Regions from separate parts of the Homo sapiens genome. Here region 2 is linked to region 1. Evidence: chromatin contacts called from ENCODE Hi-C data. All regions are on one chromosome and are shown on one strand. The core of a region is the stretch at or near the end of the contact, and the rest is flanking DNA. Distances in the headings are between cores, read along the strand shown. Region 1 overlaps BDNF-AS (BDNF antisense RNA). Region 2 holds the start of KIF18A (kinesin family member 18A).

Region 1 (6,749 bases), core at 1,409-3,908:
ATAGGGGTATAGCACAGGTATCTTTAAGCTCTGATGATGTAACTTGCTCCCTTTAAATATTTTTTTACTTGTGAAAAAAATGTAGATCATATTATATAATATAGAGCTGCTATGAGGATTATGTAAAATGATATGTGTAAAGAGCCTCGCATGAGACCCAGCATGTAGTGAACATTCAATTAATATTAGTTCCTTTTGCTTTTTCCTATGTAAAGATGGGCTTCACCTAACATTCTGATTCTACAAAAGTGGCTTAACCATTCTTTGGAGACAAAGATAGCAGCTTTTTGCAGACAGCTTAAAACCCTCAGAAACCCAGGGTGAACACCAACCAAAAATAAAATAAGTTAAAATAAGTTAAAGCCAGTGTGAAAATTGTAAACATAGACTGAGTTATTTTCTTTACAAAGCCTGTAGAAAATATGTTAAATGCGGAAATGAAAAAGAAGATGAGAAGCTGTCACAACTCAGACAACTTCTGTGGAGTCTCTGTCCCTCAATGTGTCCATCTTCCTTACAGGTACAAAAATAATGAAAACAAAGAATATAGTAAAGGGCTCAGAGCTCTTCCTCTCAACACTCATTATTCTGACATGAAAGCAGCTATTTGTAAAGTAATGCCTAGAATTCCCGTTGCTTTATAATTAGAATGAATAACATTCTGTTATCCTCCTTTTATTGAAAATCAAGGGGAAATCAAATTTTGAGCAGCAGCTATTAGGATGGAAATGCTTAATCTCCAAAGGATTTATAATATCGTCTCTTATTTCACAGTACTGGCAGCTGAAGGCAACCTATATCCAAATTAAAAGAAGACAAACAACATACATAATAATCGGATGAACTACCCAACAAAGAAAATGTTCTCACATTGGTTCATTTCTAATCATTTTCTTGAGGCTTTGAAATGGTCCTCAACTTACCAGAAACAGCAAGCCTTCCACATTTGGAACACGACAAGGTAAGCTAGACTACGTAGCTAGCTAACGAAGAATAGTTAAGTAAATGATACTGACAATAGCTTGCATTTGTAGAAATAAAGCACTTTCCTATCCCATTATCTCATTTGATCCTCAATAGCTGTGTGACACTGGCAAGGCAGGTGTTTCTTATTATCTCCATTTTACTCCTGAGGAAACTGAGGCTCAGCAGGTTATACAGTAGATAGTAAAGCTAGAAGTAGGAATGAGAATAGGATGGGAAAGGGGAAATGTTGACTCTCTCAATGGGAAGGAAAGGATGGGCAACAATGATATCAGAATGCCAAGATGGGGACGGGGCAGTATATAATAAATGCAATTTTCTGGTCAGCTGTGGTGGCTCACGCCTGTAATCCCAGCACTTTGGGAGGCCGGGGCAGGTGGATCACTTGAGGTCAGGAGTTCCAGACCAGCCCGGCCAACATGGTGAAAACCCGTCTTTACTAAAAATACAAAAAAATTAGCCAGGCATGGTGGCAGGCCCCCTGTAGTCCCAGCTACTTGGGAGACTGAGGCAGGAGAATTGCTTGAACCCAGGAGGCAGAGGTTGCAGTGAGCTGAAATCATGCCACTGCCACTCCAGCCTGGGCAACAGAGCAAGACTCCATCTCAAAAACAAATAAATAAATAAATGCAATTTTTTAGCAGAGCAGGAGTAGATAAGACAGCAGTGACCCTCTCTGCGTGCATGCAATCTTGTGTTCCTGGGCTTGAGCCTGGCATGATTTGCAGCTGGGTATAAGAACACAAGCAATGTGATTCATTCTGGCACTATTTAAACTTTAAGTACGTCTCAGATGTAAAAACAAAGGAGAATATGCCACCAACCTGGTTCATTTGGGTGAATATAAAAAGGAGATTACTCAAAGCTTTAAAAAAAATTTTTTTAATGGGCTGTGTTTCTACCCCACCCTTAGGGAGTGCTGGCTAGGAAGACTTATGTATTGTGTTAGTTAGCATGAAAGGTGGGGAAAAACAGAGTAGGGCAACCCAAAGTCAAAATCAACAACCTTTATGAATCTGAGCCATGGACTCTTTGCCTAAAGGGGATGAGGGAGGAACCAAGTTTCCACCCTCTTAATGCGGAAAAGAGAGCAATTGTTGATAGAAAAAGGAAAATATTTTCCTCTCCTCCCCTCCCCAGAAAAAGCATGATTAAATAACAAAGGTTGCTGCCCCAAATCCCCATATCCTAATTAGAAAGTAAAAATGGTGGGCTTTTAAAAAATTATACAGAATTCGTATATAAGACAACAACAGAGTAGGGTGTCTCCCTCCAACCTTGGGTCTAGTGTAATTACACACAGTAATTAACAACGAATTTGTAACCAGTCCTGTTGGCTCTGTTCAGGTGCCAAGTGTGGTAGTCCAGTGGATCATCAGCTATGGGTGCAGAACCCTAATCTAAAGGCACTGAAACCTCTAGGTGATGAGTGATGGATTCCAAACGATTGCATAGACTTGAGGGAAAAGAATAAGGCTTTGGGACTGAAAAAGAGACAGACACCTGGGTTACTTTCTTGGTGCCAAATGTCATCCCTCTGGTCCACAGACCTCTTTTGGACAGAATCAAATGCAAGTCCAGCACATGCAGCAAAGCACAGACTCAGCCCAGCACTTAACTCTCTGCCAGCCTGAGATTAGGCCTGAGGACATCGGGCTCAGCCAGAAGAGGAGGAGTGCCAGAAAGCTTGAATTTGGCCTGCCATCCTGTGTTTGCTGGGACTTGTAGCATCAGTATTGGTGCTGGATGGCAAATTCCTGTAGGCCTGGCTATGTGTGAGGCTGAACAGAATTATCTCCTTAATGAAGGCTTTGGGTAATGGATTATGGTCCCATTGTGATCAAACCATTTCACCTATTCCCACACATAGGGATCATATCACCATCAATGAAACCAGGCCAGCCTTAAATTAAAATATAGACCAAATCTACCCTTGGCCTGCTCAGAGCTGGGTGACTTTATCCACCTCTCTTCTCTCAACATGCTCCACCTTCCCTGCCTTCCTCCTACCCTCCATGCTAGCAAGGCCCAAACCCTCTTTGCTGCCTCTGCCTATCCAAGGATCTCTCTCAGTAAACTGGTTATCTGAAGTGAGGTCTTGCCCCACTCCAACAGACATTCATTGAGTCTTAACTATGGGACAGACAATATGCTATGTACAAAAAATACAAATATATATTTTTTAAAAATGTGCTCCTCAGCCTTGATGAGAAGAGCCATATAATTCACTCAAAAATAAGTACTGAGCCTTCTGCTGTGGGCAGGACATAGTGCTGGGCATGTCAGAGGGCACAGAGACTAAGAATACACATTCTCTCACTCCAGGAATTCGTTGAAATCAAGAAAAGACTTAGAGGCAAGAGAAGAAGAGCTGTGTAGTGGAAAGAACCATAATGTATTGCCCAGTTAGTGTAAAAGCTTCTAATTGCTCTCCTTGCTTCTACTTTTGTCTCCTGTAATAATAATAGCAATAATAATTAGTATAATACAAATCCATGCGCCATCCAGGAGCCAGAGTTTTCTTTGTAATACATAAATCAGATCATGCTACGTCTAGCTTAAAACCTCCCAAAGGCTTCCTTCAGTGCATAAAATAGCATCCAAACTCCTTCACTGTGACTGACAAGGCACTGTATGACTGGTCCCTATCTGCTTCTCCATCTTACCCACTTCAGACACATTGGCCGCTTTTCTGTCTCTCAGATATTCCTGCCTCCAAGCTTTTATCTTTGTAGTACCCTCTAACTAAAAATGATTTTCTTCCAGATTTTTGTTTGGCTGGCCTCATTTCATCATTCAGGACTCAGTTCAAATGCCCCTTCTTCAGAGACGCTTTCACTGACAAGCTTGTCTAAGAAACTCCTCCTCAGTCACTCTATGGCTATTTTCTTTTCTTCATGACACATGTTGCTATCAGAAGCTATCTTCATTTTTTTGTTGTTGTTTGTGGTTTTCGTCTGTTCGTTTAATGGAAAACTCAAACTTAACAAATCCAAAATTCAAACTACTGATCTCTGCTTCTCCAAAATTTATTGATCTCAGTCCTCCCCATCTCACCTAAAGGCAACTCTATTCTTCCAATTCCTCCAGTGGTTCAGATTAAAAATCCAGGGATCACCCTGGACTGCTTTCTTTCTGTACAATTCATCTGGAAATCCTATTCTTCAACATGTTCTACCTTCAACATACCACTTTTCTTCCAGTCTATCCCACTCTCTCCTTCATCTTTGACCTATACTAACCTTCTAGCTGGTCTCTCTGCTGCCCCCTTACTCCCACATTGTTTATTTTCAACGGAGCAGCCAGGATGGCCTTTTAAAAATGAGTAGTATGGCTGGGCATGCTGGCTCATGCCTGTAATGCCAGAATTCTGGGAGGCAGAGGCGGGTGACTCGCTTGAGGTCAGGAGTTCAAGACCAGCCTGCCCAACATGGTGAAACCCCGTCTTTACTAAAAAAAAAAAAAAATACAAAATTAGCCAGGCATGGTGGCACACGCCTGTAATCCCAGCTACTTGGGAGGCTGGGCAGAAGAATCGCTTGAACCCAGGAGGCAGAGGTTGCAGTGAGCCGAGATCGTGCCATTGCACTCCAGCCTGGGCAACAAAAGTGAAACTCCATCTCAAAAAAAAAAAAAAAAAAAGAGTAGTCATGTCATTTCCCTCCCCAACACTTTCCATTTGGGCTGGGCACAGTGGCTCATGCCTGTAAATCCCAGCACTTTGGGAAGCTGAGATGGGAGGATCACATGAGGCCAGGAGTTTGAGACCAGCCTGGTCAACATAGTAAGACCCTATCTGTATATATATTTTTAAATTTAAAACTTTGTATATAAAAAACCTTTCCATTGGCTATCTCACTCAGTAAAAGCCAATGTCCAGCATATAGGTCTGTGCTATCTAATATAGTAGCCACTAGCCACATGCAGCTACTGAGCACTTAAAACGTGGCTAGTTCAAATTGAGATGTGCTATAAATGCCAATGCACACTGAAATTCAAATAATATTTTTAAAAAATGAAAAACATCTCATTACTCATTTTACATTGATTACATGTTGAAATGTTAATTTTTTAATATGTTGGGCTGAATAAAATATGTTACCAAATTAATCTAACCTGTTTCCTTTTCATTTTTTAATGTGGCCATTAGAAAATTCAAAATTATATCTGTGACTCACCTATCTACAATGTGGCTTGCATTATATTTGTATGGGATAGCACTGATAGTATATAGTTATTAGATAGTATGTAGTTATTAGACCAAATGAGGTCATCTAGTGAGTGAGTGTAGACAAAGAACAGGTCTAAGGATAGAATTCTCAGGGTCCTCCAAAATTAAGAAGCCAAGTAAGAGAAACCATTAGAAAGATTGAGAAAGTACCCAATAAGGTCAGCGAAGATTTTGATAGAAGACTCAGACATCTCTATTTGAGATGGCCACACTGTAAGTGCTCAGACTTGAAAGGATGATATCCAAGAAATCAAATGAAGAAAATGTATCAAGGAGGCAGTGATCAATTGTTTCGAGTGAGATAAGGACTGAAAACTGACAATTCGCTTTGACAACGTGGAAGTCACTGGAGATGCTGACGGGGTTGTTTTGGTGGAGTGGTGTAGATAAAAGTCTACTTAGAGTTATTGAAGAGAGAGTAAGAGAGCAGAAATGGATACTACAAGTATGAACAATACTTTGAAGAAGTTTTGTTATAAAGAAGATAAGAAAAATGCAAAGGTAGCTGCAGGGAAGCTTGAGATCAAGGGAAAGTATTTTAATATAGAAATAAAGCATATTTATATACTGATGGACATAAATTGATCAGGAGGAAGAAGAGAGAGCCTTGGCTGGGCGTCATCACGTATGCCTGTAATCCCAGCATTTTGGGAGGCCGAGGCACGTGGATCATTTGAGGTCAGGAGTTTGAGACCAGCCTGGCCAACATGGTGAAACCCCGTCTCTACTAAAAATACAAAAATTAGCCAGGAGTGGTGGTGCACACCTGTAATCTCAGCTACTCGGGAGGCTAAGGCAGGAAAACCTCTTGAACCCGGGAGGTGGAGGTTGCAGTGAGCCACGATCATGCCACTGCACTCCAGCCTGGGTGACAGAGCAAGATTCCATCTAAAATAAATAAATAAATAAATAAAAATTAAAAAAATTAAAAAAAAAAACAAACAGGAAGAGAGAGCCTCTCCAAAATGGCTAGAGTAAAATTGCTAGAGTGATCTCCTTGAGTAGATGTGAGATCCTGGGACCTAGTGTAGAACAGGAGGGCTGTGCCTTGGACAGACCCATGGACAGTTCCTCAGAGGACAGAATGGATGAGGGGACACAGGCGAAGATGCAAGCAGGTTTGGAAGAAGTGATGGGAACCACATGTGGAAGGTCTCCTCTGATTGTTTCCATTTTCGCCGTGTAAAAGAAATCAAGGCCATCAGCTGAGAATAAAGAACCAAGAAGTCGCAAAAGTTTGAGGAGAGAGCAGAAGGTTTGAGATCATGTTTGTGAAGCAAGAGTTCACAAACTCTTTGAATGAATTAGAATTGCTGGGCCCACTTAAATTTGGGGGCTCATGAGTTTAAAGTGATACCAAGCAGTAGATTGGGTACTTTCCTCCAGCCAAGTTCAGCAACCAGAAAACAGGTACAGAGTAAGAAAAGGGCTGCAAATAACTAGGATTGGGGGTTTTCCAAAGAAGGAAAAAAAACATGAAAGAGGCTCCAGGGAGTTACAGTTGTATAAAGTGAGTGATGATTATGATAGACTA
Region 2 (6,749 bases), core at 2,158-4,657, 580 kb before region 1:
TTATGTAATTTAATAGTACTTCAATTAAATTGACTATATATCTGTAATATCTCATAGATTCATTTTATTAAGGAACCGACATCCAATGGCTTGGCTCTGTTCCACTTAAAAATAACAGTATGCTGCGGGGTTCCCAGTAATGAACGTACAATGTATACGCCTAAAAAGTGAACTCTGGAACAACCTACCCTATATGTCCAGATTTTGATAACTAAAAAGAAAAGTAGTATCATCAATTCTAACATAGGAATAAGAACTATACAGGAAAACGCAGAGTAGCGGGGGAAAAACAAACAAAAAACGCTATCACTTGCATTTAATTTTTTTCTATTGCATTCAGTCTCTATGTGTTTATTCAACTATGGTCAAGGCACAAAGCCTGAATATTTTATTATGAACTAATTGCCTGCCAACTTGAGTCAACCTGGAGAAAGGGTGACAAATAGTTCATTTGCCTCTTGTTTCCTGCAATACCTCCCTAAAAAAATGGAAGCTGGGGGTGTGGCATGCTCTAAAGAAAATTATATTCTTCTCTTTTGGAGCCCAGTTTCCTACCAGACAACTTGGAGCTCTCCTGCAGTCTGCTAGTGGCCAGCTACCCTAAATGATTTAAGATTAAGTTCCCTCTGGTCATAAGGAAGCAGGGAGTCAGGAAAACTGCCTCTGTGATCTCCTAGTTAAGTCATTTAACTTTTCTCTACAAGCAAAGTTCACTTTTGGCTGTTGAGAGCATAAAATTGCCAGATTACTCTTTTAATTGTGAAAACACACAGGTGAGTGATGCCCATGAAGGATACTCCCTCAAGGGCTCTAACAATTATAATCATTGCAGTCAATTTTGTCTGGCAGGGAAATCCTGTTTGAAAATGTAATTTTTAAGGACAAAAACGCGACGTGGCGGCTGGCACACGAACGCTGAGAAAGTGAAAGAGGTTCTAAGGAAAGAGAAAAATACACCCTTTTGCCTAAGAATTACGCTCTGACGAGGAAAAACTATTCGGAAACTTCCAAACCCAGGTTGAAGGCGTGTTGAAGAGAGGGAGAGGGTCAGGGGCGTATTTTTCTTTTGCTCCGGACGAATCCAGCGACCCCTGTGGAGTACCCCCAAAGGTTTGGTGGTTTCCAAAACGAGTTCCCGGGACTCGGTCCCCTTCTCCTCACCTGAAGCACGAAGACTTCTCAGCTGGCCTCTAACTCGGGCCAGCGACTACCACTACGGTCCAGGAGAACCTGAATGCGCCGCGCGTCTAGGTCCTGCCCCTGGGGGAAACTTGTAAGGACGGACAGATTGGGTCCACGTCCGCCCAAGCAACTGAGGACCGTCTGCCTTTGGTTCCGCTGTTTCCAGCCTCAGCTGCCAAAGGGTCCTGTTGGCCTGGGGTTTCCAAACGACTTTCCTGGGGGAAATAAATAAGACCTCACTATTGCCATGTTTAAATTCACTTTTACTTTTTCCATTTTTATTTTTTGGTCTGAAACAACTTTAAATCTAACTTTTCATTTATCCTTATCTCTGCTCTTTGGTTTACAATGAAAGTATATTAAACTTGTATTCTGATAACACAGCAGTTATACTCCAATTTTTAACTAAAAGTGGGAATTTCTGTCTCATTAGCTCTATGTTTAGAAACTACAAGGAGCAAGGTGGCACAGTAGTGGGATTGATTGTAATGTCAAAATCTCTCTGCTTTAACCAAATGTACAATTCCTTTAAAATATGGACCTCATCATCTGAACACTGTTAAATGGCAAGTGTAACACTGAATTTGAAATCTAAAGTACTTGGATTAGGTGTGAAAACATCTGTGGCACTGATAAACCTTATACAATGTGGGTGTCAAAAAAGACAAACTTTAAAACACTTCTATTCTTCACCAATGATCCATGCAATTTTACAAGCAACTGGCAAAATATGCATATTTTCAGACTGGATTAAGATATTCTCTTAATGTCACTTAATCCAGAAAGTATTTCAGAGACAAATGACTCAATTCTGAATTGCCTTGCCTGTATAGTTCAAGACAAAATTTTGTGTTAGGAATTTTCTGAAAACTTCAGTTTTCTCTCAGAAAAATGAAAATAATATTACCTACGTCTCATGGGCTGTTTTGAGAATTAACTGAGAGACCATATGTAAAGGGACTAATAAAATACCTGGGAAGTCAAAACGTAAAGTACTATACAATGAGTTCTTACTGGAAATAAAGACATCTCGATTTTATTACCAAGACCAGCAGCACACAAATAACCATTTCATTAGCTAAGATACACGTAATACAGCCAAAAATAAGTAGTAGCTTTATTGATCCTCTGTCTAGTGATCAGAAACAATAATATAACATGCATCACATACAGTACACAATACTCCCGATTTTCCTCAACAGGAAATAAATGTCCATAATACAGAGGTTTCCATATATTGTTGCATTTATAATACTCTGCATGGGTATGAGTCATCCTATTTATAAAGTGATATTGAATCCACAAAATATAAGCTCCAAGAGGGAAGAGTTTGATTCCATTGCATACTATTGTGTCTAAAATCTAAATAATTGCTAAATGGATACAATAACAGTAATATATAGAACAATGAAATTCAGATACTGTTATTAAAAACACCCTGCCAAATAAAGTTATTTTAGCAAACGTATTTCCGATTTGTTCCAGGTATTTTCTCTCTTTTTAAAGTGTCTATGCTGAAATAATATCTATAACCTGGGACTTAAAAAAAATCACTTCACCTAATAATAAACCAAGCCAAAATCTTTAAATTTATTTTGTTATGCCATCATTAGACAGAGAATGTAAAAAGTAACCAAACAGAAAATAGTTTCACGGTCAGTACTAATGGGAGTAGGCCTGGAAGTCCTGAGAAATGAAGCCTGAGGCCTCAACCCAAAAGATCTCCAATTAATTCAGGTGAAGAGACCCCACATTTTGGCCCATATTAATGTGTCTGGAAGAAACAGGTCCCTACAACTTCTTGGAGGCCTCACTACTCAGAGAAAAGAAAATAAACACCCAGAACCCATTAATCCACACCCAAACTCCACCTCTCCCCCTAGCAGAGGGCATAGGCCAACCCCTGCCCGCAGCAGTCTCACTCACACCCTTAACTCTGGGACCGGGCCCTGCACCCGCCGGTCTACAGGAGGCCTGGTGATCTCAAGTGGCTGCCTCCCACCAGCAGCTCCGGCCTAGCCCCGCCCACTTTGGCCACCGCCTCCGGAAACGGCCGCGCGCGTTGCCACGGTGACGAGCAAGCAAAGAGCTTCCCCTGCGCAGCCAGGCTGAGCTTCTTGGCGCCAAGCTGCCGCGAGCCGTGACAGCGTCCGACGTGATGACATCACGCGAGCGGCAGCCAATGAAACGAAGCGCTGAGGAAAGTGGCTTGGGTTTGAATATTGTGGTTGAGTCTGAAGCGCTGGGAGGCGGACATTAAAGTGAAGTGGTTGCGGTAACCTGGCCTGGGCCTGAAGTGAGTGAGAGGCACATGAAGGTAAAACTGGACTCTGGGACGCTCCTTTTGGTGACTTGTATTATTGGGAACGGAGGGTCCTGCCGCTTCAGGTCTAGAAGACCAGGTGGGCTTCTTGACAAACACAGAAGCGTTGAGGGGTGGGGGATCAGGGTACCTGGGGAGAAAGTGAAAGGAAAAAGGGATTCGAGAACCTGCTAAGAGCACAGCTCTGCTTGACCGTAATCCTCGACTGCTCAGCTGGAAGGGCAGGGATCTCCTTAAGTCCTGAGAGGAAGTCTTAAGTTTTAAAGGGCATCTTGGCCCCTTTCCCAGACTGGCAGAGAACTTTAACTGCCCAGCACCTTGTAGTGTCAGCTTTTTTCCGGACTCCAAATTGGGAGTGTTTTGTTTCAGACTCACATATAAGCGTACCCAGGGGCTTACCTATCAAACGAGGAGCTTTTGTTCATCACTGCATAAAATTTTTGTCTGAAGAGCTTTAACTGTTAGTCTTGCACTGGTCAATCGGGAACCCCTCCTGAGCCCCAGTTGTAGGTAGCATCGAGATAAAAGCCGCTCTGACTGCCTAACGGGATTGCCGAGGATCAGATGAGGTACGGAAGAGATACTGTTTGGCAAATGCTCTGCAGATGAAATTAAACTGTAAACATTTAGAATCAGTCCTATAGTCTGTTCTTGGTTTCCGCAGGACTTTTTTTTTTTTTTAGGAGCTCATTAGTCACTCAGTTACAGAGAAGCCAAGACTGACTGCTGTTTATTATATGAGAAGAGAGTATTTGACCAGAATGAACTGATTTTGTGGTATAATATATAGTTTAGATTATGGATAATTAGGTAGAAATTTAGGCACTCTACAGATTTTAATTTTTAGTGTCATTCCACCACGTCTAGCCTCCTGTTTCGTTTTTGTAAGGTTTTTATAAACTTTGATGCTAGAGAATGTGATATCCAATGACTAGATAGTGCTTCTTATTAAGTTCATAGTTTGTAAGAACTATTTCAATAAACAAAGATTATCTACAAAGCACAATCACAAAGAAAAAAACTTAAAAGATTATCTGCCTTTAATAGTAGTAATTAATCTCCTTTTCTATTATTTATTCATTTATTTGAGACAGAGTCTCGCTCTGTGGTCCAAGCTGGAGTGCAGTGACGTGATCGCTGCTCACTGCAACCTCCACCTCCCAGGTTCAAGCAATTCTCGTGCCTCAGCCTCCCGAGTAGCTGGGATTACAGGCGTTTGCCACCACACTCGGCTAATTTTTGTATCTTTGGTAGAGACGGGGATTCACTGTGTTGGCCAGGCTGGTCTCGAACTCCTGACCTCAAGCCATCTGCCCGCCTCGGCCTCCTAAAGTGCAGGAATTACAGGTGTGAGGCAGGGCACCCAGCCCTTCCTCTTCTACTATTGAAAAGTATTTACAAATACATAATATTTTTATATTGAAAGTGCATCTTGTCCCATCATAGAAATACCCCAAATCAATTAAGAGACACGATAAAAATGATTTTTTTTTTTTTTTTTTTTTTGCTGACAACTGTGAAAACTAAGAGGAAAAAAAATAGCTCAGCTGTCAGTGCCGGCCTTCCCTCCAGTTGAACCTTTTATTCTTCCCTGATGGTTGTAAGTTGGTGGGAGTAGTGCCCCCAAGACTGATATTCCAAAAAGAGCTTTAAGATGGACTGTAGATGATAGTGTTGAGTATCGTTTTCAGTCCTATACAGTGTTTGTTGAATCTGAATCTAATTCAGGTTTGAGTTTGTATTTAATATATCATAACTGTCACTCTACTTCTGTATCATTGTTTGGAAGCATTCTCTTCTGATTCCAGTAGAACCTAGCTGTTAATAACATGGACTTTAGATTTGTACCCGTTAAGGAGTTTGTGTTTTATTCTTCTGGTGAGAAGTCATTGGAGACTTTAGAGCAGGTGAATGCCATGTGATGCATCACATGATCTGAATGCTTTTGATGAACGTATCAGTGAATACAATCAATGAATTAAATTTATTATAGTACTTTCATAAAATTAGGGGTGAATCTTTGACTGAATTGACTTATATTTGACATTTGGTTGCCCACTTGTTACGTCATCTTGGAAAAGTTACTTATCCTAAGGCTAAGTCTTTGTTTTTGTAAAATGGAAATACTACTACAACCTACCTTACGTGATTATTATAAGGATTGAATGCAATGACGAATGTCAAGTGTTTACTATAATGCATGAGACAGAGTGTACATACTCAAATGAAAAGCATTGTTGTTCATTATTAATAATTATCACCATATCAACCTAATCTAAGCATTGTTAAAGCATACTTATTGAGAATGGCCACTCTGTGATATCTGACAAGTACAGAGAAATCATAATCAGTTTTATTTTCACATTCAAGAGCTCCTGTGCCAGGCCCTGAGGTTTCTATCAAAAGTAAGGAAATATAAGAGAGTGGTACCAGAAGCTGAGTTTTGGGGGAAATAGGGAGATTTTGGTCAAAGGGTACACTTTAAGTTATAAGATAAATAAGTTCATGGCATTTAATGTACAGCATCAATGGTGATAGACGTATTAATTTAATTGTGGTAATCATTCCATTGTGTATAAGAATATGAGACCATCACATTGTACATCTTCGTTTTATACAATCTTTGCCAATTAAATGTTTTAAAATTTCTAAAAAAGTAAGCAATATATATATTTTTAACTTCTATAAGAAAATTTCTGAGGGTTATATATTTACATCAGGGAGAGTAGTGATTAAGTATTTGGCCTTTAGATTCAGTCAGTCTGAGTTCAAATCCCATGGCATGTGCTTCCTCAGTTGTGTGACTTTAGCCAGTTAATTTCTCTGTATTACACTTTCTGCCTTAATAAAATAGGAATGACAGTACAGGGTTTATGTCATAGGTTGTTATGACGATTTAGTAAGAGTATGTCAATTGTTAGTACATTTCTATTTGTGGGATATGAGCTCAATAGAAAATATAACTTATTGTTACTAAATTAAATGTTGCGATTAAGGTAAATTTTAATAGTGGTTTTGTTGTTGTTGTTTGTCTGTTTTGAAATAAAAATACCTAGACCTTGTTTAAAATTTAAATATTACAAAAGAATATGAAATGGAAAATAAACCTGTCTCTCACTCAGACCTTCATATTTCCCTTCTATAGGGAAAGTGGTATTATCAATTTCTTGTGTACCCTTCTGGGAATGACCATGCATATACATATATATCTTTTAAAAATACAAATGGTAACATGCTATAAGTC

The links. Hi-C counts contacts between places; a loop is a spot of excess contacts on that map. Pooled maps may share reads with other maps.
Region 2: a loop to region 1 is called in a map of heart left ventricle, with 5 times the contacts of the local background. The contact joins the promoter of KIF18A here to the enhancer-like site in region 1. A Hi-C loop is called at or near these places in 3 of 168 maps with a recorded cell type or tissue (heart left ventricle, heart right ventricle and vagina) and 4 of 50 pooled maps.

Annotation. Positions count from the first base shown.
Region 1 is chr11:27,521,903-27,528,651 of GRCh38, reverse strand. The region is part of intron 1 of BDNF-AS (BDNF antisense RNA); the gene reads right to left. Among named protein-coding and RNA genes, the nearest start is that of MIR8087, 10 kb to the right of the region's middle. Within about 2 kb of position 2,658, at least 2 of the 41 ENCODE cell types and tissues checked have a DNase peak (open chromatin) inside an H3K27ac peak, as active enhancers do; they include heart right ventricle, where a contact is called at or near this core.
Region 2 is chr11:28,104,814-28,111,562 of GRCh38, reverse strand. It overlaps KIF18A (kinesin family member 18A), which reads left to right and starts at 3,407. Exons shown (of 17, transcript NM_031217.4): 1 at 3,407-3,499. It overlaps METTL15 (methyltransferase 15, mitochondrial 12S rRNA N4-cytidine), which reads right to left and starts at 3,175. Exons shown (of 7, transcript NM_001113528.2): 1 at 3,111-3,175; 2 at 1,162-1,397. RefSeq lists enhancers at 1,042-1,271, 2,880-2,959, 3,146-3,669, 3,870-4,129, 3,670-4,194 and 1 more.